2 separate regions of the Homo sapiens genome follow, and region 1 is linked to region 2. Evidence: chromatin loops called from intact Hi-C (ENCODE). Cell type or tissue: IMR-90. All regions are shown on one strand. Each heading gives the region's core, and the rest is flanking DNA. Links, peaks and the distances in the headings are about the cores only. Region 1 overlaps ARL15 (ARF like GTPase 15). Region 2 has its middle 14 kb from the start of MOCS2-DT.

Region 1 (5,394 bases), core at 106-5,105, 1.1 Mb after region 2:
ATTAGAGGCCCTCACCAAATGTTCCCATGATCCTGACCACATTTGCCTGTATCCTTTACTAGATTCTTGGCTCTTTGACAGCAGGTACTGAGGCTGTCTGTTCACGGCTGCAACCCTAACATAACCCAAGAGCACTATTAATACATAGTGCTCTTTCAATAAATATCATTGTCAAATGCCATTCTCAAAAAGGTAGGCAGAAAAACAGGAAGGGAAGGAGAGACCAGAGTAAGCAATGGCTCCTTACTATCTATGGAAAAAAGTTTCCAGTTGTTCTGACATTCGAAGCTCCCTTCCACTGGGCCTCAAGACCCTAAGTTCATATTTGAAAGGCTGCACAGGAGAAAGCAGAGCCTTATGCTGCATTTGGGGGTAAAAATAGAACCAACAGGTAGAAATATGGGAGAAACAGGGCAGAGTGGGAAGGGCAGGGGTGCTTAATTAAAGACGCATGCCCACCTACCAGGAAAGCCACAAAATTGCTTCTCAGAACTTGTGTTCAGGGACCTCTCCGGTCTGCTCTGCCTTCAAGACACATTCTTTTCTCCTCTGATTTCCTCTATTCCCACAAGAGCCATCAATTGGAGTCTACCCTCAGCCCCTTGTTCGGCTGACACTCATGTTCACCCCTGCCCTCATACACCATCCTTGTTTGCAATGGCTTCACAACACCCAGTTCTATGCTTCTCCTAGTCCAGCCGTTTTCAATGTGTGCATGGACTCCTGAGGGTCCCCAAGACCCTTTCAGAGGATCTGCAGGATCAAAACTAATGTCATCATACTAAGACATTATTTACCTCTTGCATTGTGTTTGCATTAACATTGATGGAGAGAGTGAGTGAGTGAAACTGCTGGCCCTTTAGCACAAATCATGCTGGTGGCACCAAACTCTACCAGCTGCCATTGTGTTTTACATAAAAATGGCCTTGATGAAGCAGTAAACTATCAATTTTATTAAATCTTGACACGTTACTATTCTGTGTGATGAAATACATACAAAACATTTCTGCTCTATGTAAAAGTCTAAGGGTTGTCTCAAGGAAAAGTACTCGTGAACCTAACTAACTTCTCTTTTCATGGAACACCATTTTTACTTGAAAAAATGACTTACAGGCAAACTATAATTATTCGAACTTGGGTATTTCACAGATATTTTCTTAAAAATAAATGAAGTGGGCATGTCAATTCAAGGAAAACAACTGTTAGTATTTGTTGCCAGTGATAAAATTCAAGCTTTCAAATGAAAATTAAATTCTTAGAAAACTTGTATCTGCCATCATGAACTTGACATATTTACAAGACTGATATTGTGTTAACATTTGGAAGATTTACATAACTAGATGAACCAATATTTTCCAAGACCAATGTGTAATATTACAAAGTCATGCCTGAGCAAAAGAGTCTTTCAAGGTCCAAGAGAGACTACTGGCTTTTAACATAACTAACTAGAATAAGTTCACTGATATGGTTTCAGGTTCCACATGGCAACTAGCCCCTAAGGAACTACCATTTGATTGTTTAGATATAGAATCACAGAAGACTACTCACAATTATCAGAAAAGGCTATTAAAATATTCTTTTCCAACTTCATAGCTGCGTGGGGTTGAATTTTCTTCACATACTTTAACCAAAACACACAACAGATTAAATGCAGAGGCAAATATGAGACTCTAGCTGCCCTCTATTAACCCAGACATTAAAAAGATCTGCAAAGAGGTAAAACAATGCCATTTTCTCACTAATTTTTGTTTTGGAAAATATAGTTCTTTTTCATTTAAATGTTATTCATATTAACATGTAATGGGTTTATTTTTATTTATTTTTTGAGACAGTCTCGCTCTGTTGCCAGGCTGGTACAACGGCAAGATCTCAGCTCACTGCAACCTCTGCTTCCCTGATTCAAGCAATTGTCCTGCCTCAGCTTCCCAAGTAGCTGGGATTATAGGCGCGTGCCACCAAGCCCGGCTAATTTTTTTATTTTTGTAGAGATGGGGTTTCTCCATGTTGGCCAGGTCTCGAACTCCTGGCATCAGGTGATCCGCCCGTTTCAGCCTCCCAAAGTGCTGGGATTACAGGCTTGAGCCACCAGGCCTGGCCCGTTACTATTGTTATTTTTAAATGCATTAGTAAAAAAAAAAAAAATTTTAATTGCTAGAACATTAAATATCAATACCCACATTAATAAAAGCTATTTGGGAGCCTTAATAATTATCAATGGTGTAAAGGGGTCCTGAGACCAAAAAGTTTGACTTCACCAGGTGTTTGAACACTACAGATCCCATCTTGCCCATGAAGCTTCCCTAGACATCCCCACCCCACCGTGCTCCCTTCTGCATCCTACAATAGCATCCACTGGTAAGGCCACTATTTTAATAATGATATGGTTGCTTTATACTAATGAATTATGTTTTTGTACAACAGTCTCCTAGTGTCCATGTTTAAGAATTTAAGGGACTTTGCTTTCCAAAGCTGTTAACCCAACTAGCTCTGTGAAAGTGAAACAAAATTATGGACTTAAATTTCTGTCTGTGTCAAAAAAGAGTAAAATGCACCCTCTAGTGGACTTGTAAGCTCACAGAACACAAAATAAATTTATTGGATTGTCAGAAGAATTACAACTCCGTCCCAGAAAATTCAGATTATAAAATAATAATATATGAGCATAGGGAAATTAATTTTAATTTTTTGATAATATGTTTTTAAAAGAGCTAAGAAAATGTGAAACCAAATCTAGTTTGAATGTAGTTCATAACTAAATGCAAAAGTAAACCTGAGGTCACACACAAAAAACTTCTTTCTTAAATTCCTATGAATTGATTATACATCGGCTATCCAAAATAATCTGTTCAAATTATGTCTTATTAACTACTTATAACTTTAAATACATAGAAGCATTAACATGGATAAAGTTGGGATTATTATTAGTTCAATTTCCAAATATTAAAACTACACTCAACTTACAACCTGGGCATTCCAATGGCCTTCACAAAATCTGAAAAAGGACCTTTGAAGGATAAGAACCAATGCTTGGGGTATACTTTTAACTCTGTATGTTAATGTTAAAAGGATTTAATTCTATGCATCTTTCTCTAGGATGACATAAGAAAAACAGTGTAAAAATACACTCAACCTTATCAGATAAAATAATGTAATGACATGGAAAGAAGTCTGAAATATATGGTTAAACTAAAAAATGTAGTCACAGAATAACGGGTGGCATGATCTAATTTATGTTTTAAAAAATGTACGCACGTGTACCCATGTTTATGAGCACATATGCACGTTAATTCTATAGTTAAACCTTTTTTTTTTTTTTGAGACAAGGTCTCGCTCTGTCACCCAAGCTGTAGTACAGTGGCTCGCTCATGCCTCACTGCAGCCTTGCTCCTGGGCTCAGCCTCCCAAGTAGCTGGGAATATAGGCATGTGCCACCACACCCAGCTAATTTTTATAATTTTTGTAGAGACAGGGCTTCAACATGTTGCCCAGGCTGGTCTCGAACTCCTGGGTTCAAATGATCTGCCTGTCTTGGCTTCCCAAAGTGCTGGGATTACAGGTGTGAGCCACCACCCCGGGCTATAGTAAAGTATTAACATTTGTTATTTCTGGCAAGGAATATGCATTAGTAGCAAAAATAATGGAAGGGCATTTGACTATACTTCTATACTGTTAAGATGCTGTGAGCATTTTTAATTCAAAATAATCAAATATGGAATTTTTAAGGAAATTACAGTTATAATTAATTCAAAGAACTGTATGAAATGGGAATTGTTATTTCATCAACTAGGACATTAAAAGGTTTGAGTAACAATAAGAAATTTGATATAGCTATTTGGTTTTTAAATCATTAGACTGGAAAAGAAAATTTTTTAAATGGCTTTATCACCAGAACACAATGTCTGATTCCTCTGATGATAATGCAAGCTGAAGTGGTATATAAAATCCTCTCTGCCACTTTTAAACTCTGGCAGAGATAGCTACTCCTTCCAACTGATAGTGTCTGATCGGATAACTATGTTCCTTTTTAAACTCTCAAATTCTATAATTTCTGAAGTGCTGAGATACTGTCATAGTTATGGAAGCATTTTCTAGCTTTGAGTTTTTATAGATCTAGCCTCAGCCATACAGCCTGGTGGGTACAGGTACTTTAAGTGAATAACTGGCTTTATTAATCTCAACTGGAAGTGGCCGAGTTGAACTGAAACTAAACACAGACACACACACACACACACACACACACACACACACACACAAATCAGTAGTATTACCAAACTACAACCACTAAGGAGCATACTCATCCAATTTTAATTTGAGCATCAGACGCAAAAAGACAGAAACAATATGTATGCTTCGTCTGTCATTCTAATCTGAACACACAATGTCTTCAAGTCAACAACTTAGGTAGATGGAGCAGACTGGCCAAAAATAAATTTCTATTGGCAACACTTCTGTGAAATTCTACTGGTCCTTTATAATGTGCCAGTGTTTCACTCTCTAATCATATATTGCCCAGTGCATACATTCATTTAAACAAAATCCTTCTTTTCTTCAAGTAATTAAAACTCTTTAATCTTTTATCTATTTTAAGCCTACTTCCATTAATATTTGTATTTAGACATTTGTCTAAAGTGAAAAGTGTCCCACCAGAGCATGCTGAACCTTGGTATCTTCCTTGTGAATAAAATTTAGCTGGACACATAGCCACTCAACTACAGAATGCAGTTTCCAGACTCCTTTGCAGCCAGGTATGGCCGTACGACATCATTGGAACATGAGTGAAAATGATGTGTACAAAGGAATTGTTTGTTCTCCTTTTCCACTCTTTTCACTTCTGATATGGTTTGGCTGTGTCCCCACCCAAATCTCATCTTGAATTGTAGCTCCCATAATCCCCACGTGTTGTGGGAGGGACCTGGTGGGAGGTAATTGAATCATGGGAGTGGGTTTTCCCCCAGCTGTTCTCGTGATAGTGAATAAGTGTCAAGAGATTTGGTGGGTTTATAAAGGGGAGTTCCCCTGCAAATGCTCTCTTGCCTGCCACCATGCAAGGCATGCCTTTGCTACCCCTTCCCATTCTGCCATGATTGTAAGTTTCCTGAGGCCTCACCTGCCATGTGGAACTGTGAGTCCACTAAACCTCTTTTTCTTTATAAATTACCCAGTCTCTAGTATGTCTTTATTAGCAGCATGAGAATGGACTAATACAACTTCCCTATTGGTAGAGAAGTACCCTGAAGTATTAGAACATTATACAATTATCTTAATAGAAACAGCATGCTGACAATGCATGATCAGACAGGTAGATCAATATAGACACCAAAAAGGGGGAATACATCTAAGTACATACAGGGAATAACAAAAAGCAGTAGCATTTTATGTAAATTAGTATTGTCT
Region 2 (5,394 bases), core at 221-5,220:
GTATATTTGAATTGCATGTACTAGAAGTCATCCAAATAAAAAACAGTAAAAGTTTAGTTTTGTATAACATTTTGAACAATGGTAACTAAAATGAAAATAAATTCATTAAAATCAACAAAATTATCAAAATCAATTAAAAATTAATAAGAAATTGCTACTTTTAAAACGTGCTGTCTGAATACATGCTATTTTTGTTCTTGCCACATGGTGATACTACTTTAGCTAATAAATTACAAATACTATCCTTCAACAGTATGTCTTAAATTATGCATCCTTTGAATACTACTAAGTCTTCAGAAGTGAATTCCTAGCATGAACTGTGATCACCAAGTTTATAGACCTAACCAATTCCGTAGTTAACTGAATTATTGAATAGTCAGGGCTCAACTACCAAGGTTTCCAGGGATTCCTCACTGTAGAGAAGAGAAGCTGTTGTTTCCTAAAAGTGTTTGCTTTCAGCTTTCAGAGATGTCCTTAATGCAAAGGCTAGGGAGGTCAAACTTACAAAGATCTGCTCACACAAACATATGAGTCCAAGTTAGCTAAGAGCACTCACACTGTCTGAATCTAAATGCTGAGAGATAAAAATGTGCCCCAATCAGTAATCAAAGATTATTAGAAAAATATTGTAAAATATTAGGGAAGATGGAGATCTCGTCCCCTGATTCATCAGGTAAGGTTATCAGGGATAATCAGTGAACACAATTTAATTTCATATATGAAATATTTGTTTAGTTTGTCCCCCCTGCCCCCAGCCCCTGGCTATTAAATCCTTAAACATCAAGGACCCTTTCTGGCCATAAGAAAAGCTAGCCCAACCTGAGCAACACAGTGAGACCCCCATCTCTACCAAAAATTTTAAAAAGTAATCAGGCTTGGTAGTGCACACCTACAGTCCTAGCTACTCGAGAGGCTGAGGCAGGAGGATGGCTTGAGTCTAGAAGTTTGAGGCTACAGTGAGCATTGACACTGCACTCTAGCCTGGGCAACAGAATGAGACTCTGTCACACACACAAAAATAAAGGCTGAAGGAAGAAAAAGACAAACAAACAAAAAAGTAAAGCTAGCAGTTTTTGAGAGCCTTCTTGGATTAAGTATTATGCTCTGTGCTTCTCATTGTTTTTTATGCCATTTAATTCTTACAACAACCCTGTGAGGTAAATACAATCATTCTTATTTGACAGATATGGGAGTCTCAGATACCTAGGGCCATTCATGTAACAACAAACAGAACCAGCGTTTGAATTGGATTGTTTGTACCCCAAATCCCACACTTGTCCTTCATCTCAGGATGCTTCATGTCTCCCTTGAATATGTGCCCCTATGCCTTCTACGTTACACATTTCTCTGTCTGAATCAGCATCTCACCCTTAATTATACCTGACAATTATCTGCTGGAGATAACCTATATATTCCTTGATTATTTATAATTGTTTAAAACTAATGATTAAAGGGCCTCATGTCACTATTATGGCCGAGTTCCCTAATAAATATGCACTGGTTTGTTTTCTGTTTGTTTGTTTTTTGGAGACAAGGTCTTGCTGTGTCACCCAGGCTGAAATGTAGTGGTGTGATTATGGATCACTGAAGCCTCAACCTCCTGGGCTCAAGCCATCCTCCTGCCTCAGCCTTGCAAGTAGCTGGGACCACAGATGCACACCACCACACCTGGCTAATGTTTTTTATTTTTACTTTTGTAGAGATAAGGTCTCCCTATGTTGCCCAGGCTGGTCCCAAACTCCTGAGCTCAAGCAATCCTCCTGCCTCAGCCTCCTAAGGTGTTGGGATTATAGGCATGCATCACCTTGTCTGGCCTAATGTGCACTTTGAATGGCCCTTTGAAGGTCCTGATGGTTTACTTGAAAGAATAATTTCGGGGGAAGATACAGACCAATGCTGCAAGGACTATGTTAAAATCTTCATGACCATCTCAGAAATAAAAGAGGAGCAATGGCAGTGATTAGTTCATTCAGAGGCACTGGCCATTAGACTAAATAGAAAGGCTTTAGAATGTCAGATTGGAAGGGACCATGAAGATTATTGAGCCCAAATAACTAACTGAACTTGAACACATTCTGTCAATTGCCTACTAAGCAGTTAAACATCCTATCTTTGAATAGCTTGAGTACCAGAAAATTCTAAGCCCAAGAATTACTTTCACTCTTAGACAAGTGTGACTGTTCTTTTTTATATACTCTCATATAGGAAAGGTGACTGGCCACTAAGAAGGTGGAGGTGAGCCGGGTGTGATGGCTGATACCTGTAATCTCAGCACTTTGGGAAGCTGAGGCGGGAAGATCGCTTGAGACCAGGAGTTTGAGACAAACCTGGGCAACATAATGAAATCCTCATCTCTACAAAAAAAAAGCATGGGCATGTTGGAGCATGCCTGTAGTCCTAGCTGCTTGGGAGGCTGAGGCAGGAGGATTGCTTGAGCCCAGGAGTGCAAGACTGCAGTGAGCTATGGTCATGCCACAGCACTCTAGCCTGGATGACAGAGCAAGACCCTGTCTCAAAACAATCAATCAATAAAAATTGGAGGTAGGAAGGGTGGCTGACATTCCTGGAGGATTTCACATTTGGTCAGAACTGGTTCAGGTCTGGGTCAGAACCTATCCCCCGGGGAGGAGGCATCAAGAGAACTTTTGGCAAGGCAGATGCTAGAGGAAAAAAATACAGATAGGGGACACCACAGTTTTAAAGCTTGTAAAAAGTACTTTTATTTGTATTTCTGTGTACTTATCTAGTTCAACCTTTTGAAGTGAAATATAAATTAAAATTCTTAGACTAATTGAATCAGATGACAGCTGAAGATCTACTTAAGAAAAAAATGTCTTGAGAATAAATCTGCAGTCATCACTGTGCTGCATGTTAACATCTTCTCCTAGACTCTGTGTATAAACAAAAGTATACAATTAATTTGAAGTCATCAAGAGTGTGTGGAAAAAAATACATCTATGATAGGTGTGCCACCATGCTGCTTGTGTAAGATTTTCTTTTCCAATATCTAAAATAATCATTTCCACAAGAGGGTGCTAGTTGATATCTTATTCTTAAAATAAATTGAATCTCATTTTGGAAATAAAAGGCTCTTGTTACATTTATATTTATGTAGTTACACCAAATATTTCAACATAATTCATGTAGTATACTTGGGAAGATTACCTTCATTGTTACTGTCTCCCAAAGAAACAAAATTTTAGATCACAGAAAGTCACAGTTTTTAGTTGATATAAAAAAGAAATCTCTCAAGCATAATTCTAGTATTATTTATTTAAAAAAATAAATTTTGGTTGGGCACGGTGGCTCACACCTGTAATCCCAGCACTGTGGGAGGCCGGGGCAGGTGGATCATCTGAGATCAGGCGTTTGAGACCAGCCTGGCCAACATGGCGAAACCCCTCCTGTACTAAATATATAAAAATTAGCAGGGCATGGTGGCGCATGCCTGTAATCGCAGCTACTTGGGAGGCTGAGGCAGGAGAATCGCTTGAACCCAGGAGGTGGAAGTTGCAGTGGGCTGTGATCGTGCCATTGCACTCCAGCCTGGGTGACAGAGCAAGACTCCATCTCAAAAAATTAAAAAAAAAAATATCGTAAATAAATAAATGTTAAAAATGCATTTTAGAAAAGTGAATTTATGTCGTCAGTATTTTTACAATTTACTTAAATATTAAATTTGAGCAAGATTGCTTCGCTTTAAATGACACCACAAAAATGCCTTGATTTTCCTCTTTTTGTGGAAACATATCTAAGAGTAGAAGGCCTCAGCAACATCTTGCAGTGTTGCTAAATTCATATGTGTCTCAAATTTGGCATAGCCTGCAAAGTATCCTGTGTTACTTTTGAGAAATGATCAATGAATCTCTGCTAGCATAATCCTAGCATAAACATCTTAGTCTCACACACACACACACATCTATACATATGTATGCATGTACATATATACACATACACACATCTATACATATATATCCATATACACGTATGCAGATATATATATATGCATATACACAAACACATCAGTGCTTAAGACAATTCATATACTTAAGTCTCCTTCACCCTCCATCTCTCATACTAGGTTCTCCATTTGCTATTTACAAATAATAATAGGAGAAATGGCAGGATAATTTGCTTACTGCCTGGGATAACTATCAAATTGGCCACTTCTAGAAACTACAAGGAAAATCCTTCATAATTTAGCATGGTTTTCCACAGTATTGCTCTGTGTGCCCGGAGGAGAAAGTACTTAGCAACAAAAATAGTACTTATTGTGCATCTCCTTGTGCCAGACATTGTATAATAATATATGTTATATTATTATATAAATTGTATATTGATATGGTTTGGCTGTGCCCCCATGCAGATCTCATCTTGAATTGTAGTTCTCATAATCTCAGTGTGTTGTGGGTGGGACCTGGTGGATGAATCATGGGGGAGGTTACCCCCACCCTGCTCTTGTGATATTGAGTGAGTTCTCATGAGATCTGACGGTTTCATAAGATGGTTTTCCCTCTTTGCTCGGCACTTCTTCCTCCTGCTGCCTTGTGAAGAAGGATGTGTTTGCTTCCCCTTCTGCCATGACTGTAAGTTTCCTGAGGCCTCCCTAGCCACGTGGAACTGTGAGTCAATTAAACCTCTTTTCCTTATAAATTACCCAATCTCAGGTATTTCTTCATAGCAGCATGAGAACAGAATAATACATATATTAATATATCATATTTATTATATAACATATGTTTATATATTAAGAAATATAATAATTGTGCCAGGTATTTTATTTCATCCTTTTAACAACCCAATGATTTGGGTATTCTCAATACTCCCATTTTCTAATTGGGGAAACTGAGTCTCAAGAGAAATTAAGTACTTATCCAAGGTTTCTTGCTCTGGTGAAGCAATCATTTGGATCCAGGCCTGTCTTACTCTAAGGCCCTACATTTTTAACTAATCTTACTAATCTTTATGCCCGTCTGAAACCCAGAAATAGCTACATTATGTTACCAAGCCCATACCTTCAACTCAGGTCCTAGCATGTATCTAATGCCCTCAATTTATGTTTGGACACATTTTGATCTGGAAAATCCATGGCCTTCTTTGATGGATACCAAAAGAGGTTAGAAGGAATGGAGTGAAGTTATTTACAAACTTCAACTGACCCTCAGAGTGGCATCAGCTATCACTGAGCACTGTGAGACAATCAGGGATAGGCACACAACCCAAGTCATTTTCCAGGACTTTTGTTTGCACAACTGGGAAAGCTGGCTTGTAATGATGTGAAACTTGGGGGCCTCCGCAAGGACCCCACAACTCTTCCATCTACTATTTCTTCATCCAGAGGAAATGAAGTGGAGCTAGGGACCAGGAGATGTCCTTTGAACCAGGAATCAATAT

What was found. Hi-C counts contacts between places; a loop is a spot of excess contacts. Peaks named below come from ENCODE experiments on the same cell type or tissue, not always from the same donor. Only the 100,000 strongest peaks of a DNase experiment are listed, where the experiment ranks them.
Region 1: it touches region 2 in a loop (12-fold over the local background); 14 of 110 quality-filtered maps call a loop at or near these places.

The regions. Positions count from the first base shown.
Region 1 is chr5:54,232,194-54,237,587 of GRCh38, forward strand. All of the region lies in intron 1 of ARL15 (ARF like GTPase 15), which reads right to left. Among named protein-coding and RNA genes, the nearest start is that of ARL15, 76 kb to the right of the region's middle. In IMR-90, for the core only: a CTCF peak has its summit at 2,555 (motif pointing left); a DNase peak (open chromatin) is centred at 2,538.
Region 2 is chr5:53,120,874-53,126,267 of GRCh38, forward strand. No RefSeq gene overlaps it. Among named protein-coding and RNA genes, the nearest start is that of MOCS2-DT, 14 kb to the left of the region's middle. In IMR-90, for the core only: a CTCF peak has its summit at 3,004 (motif pointing right); no DNase peak of the experiment used is centred there.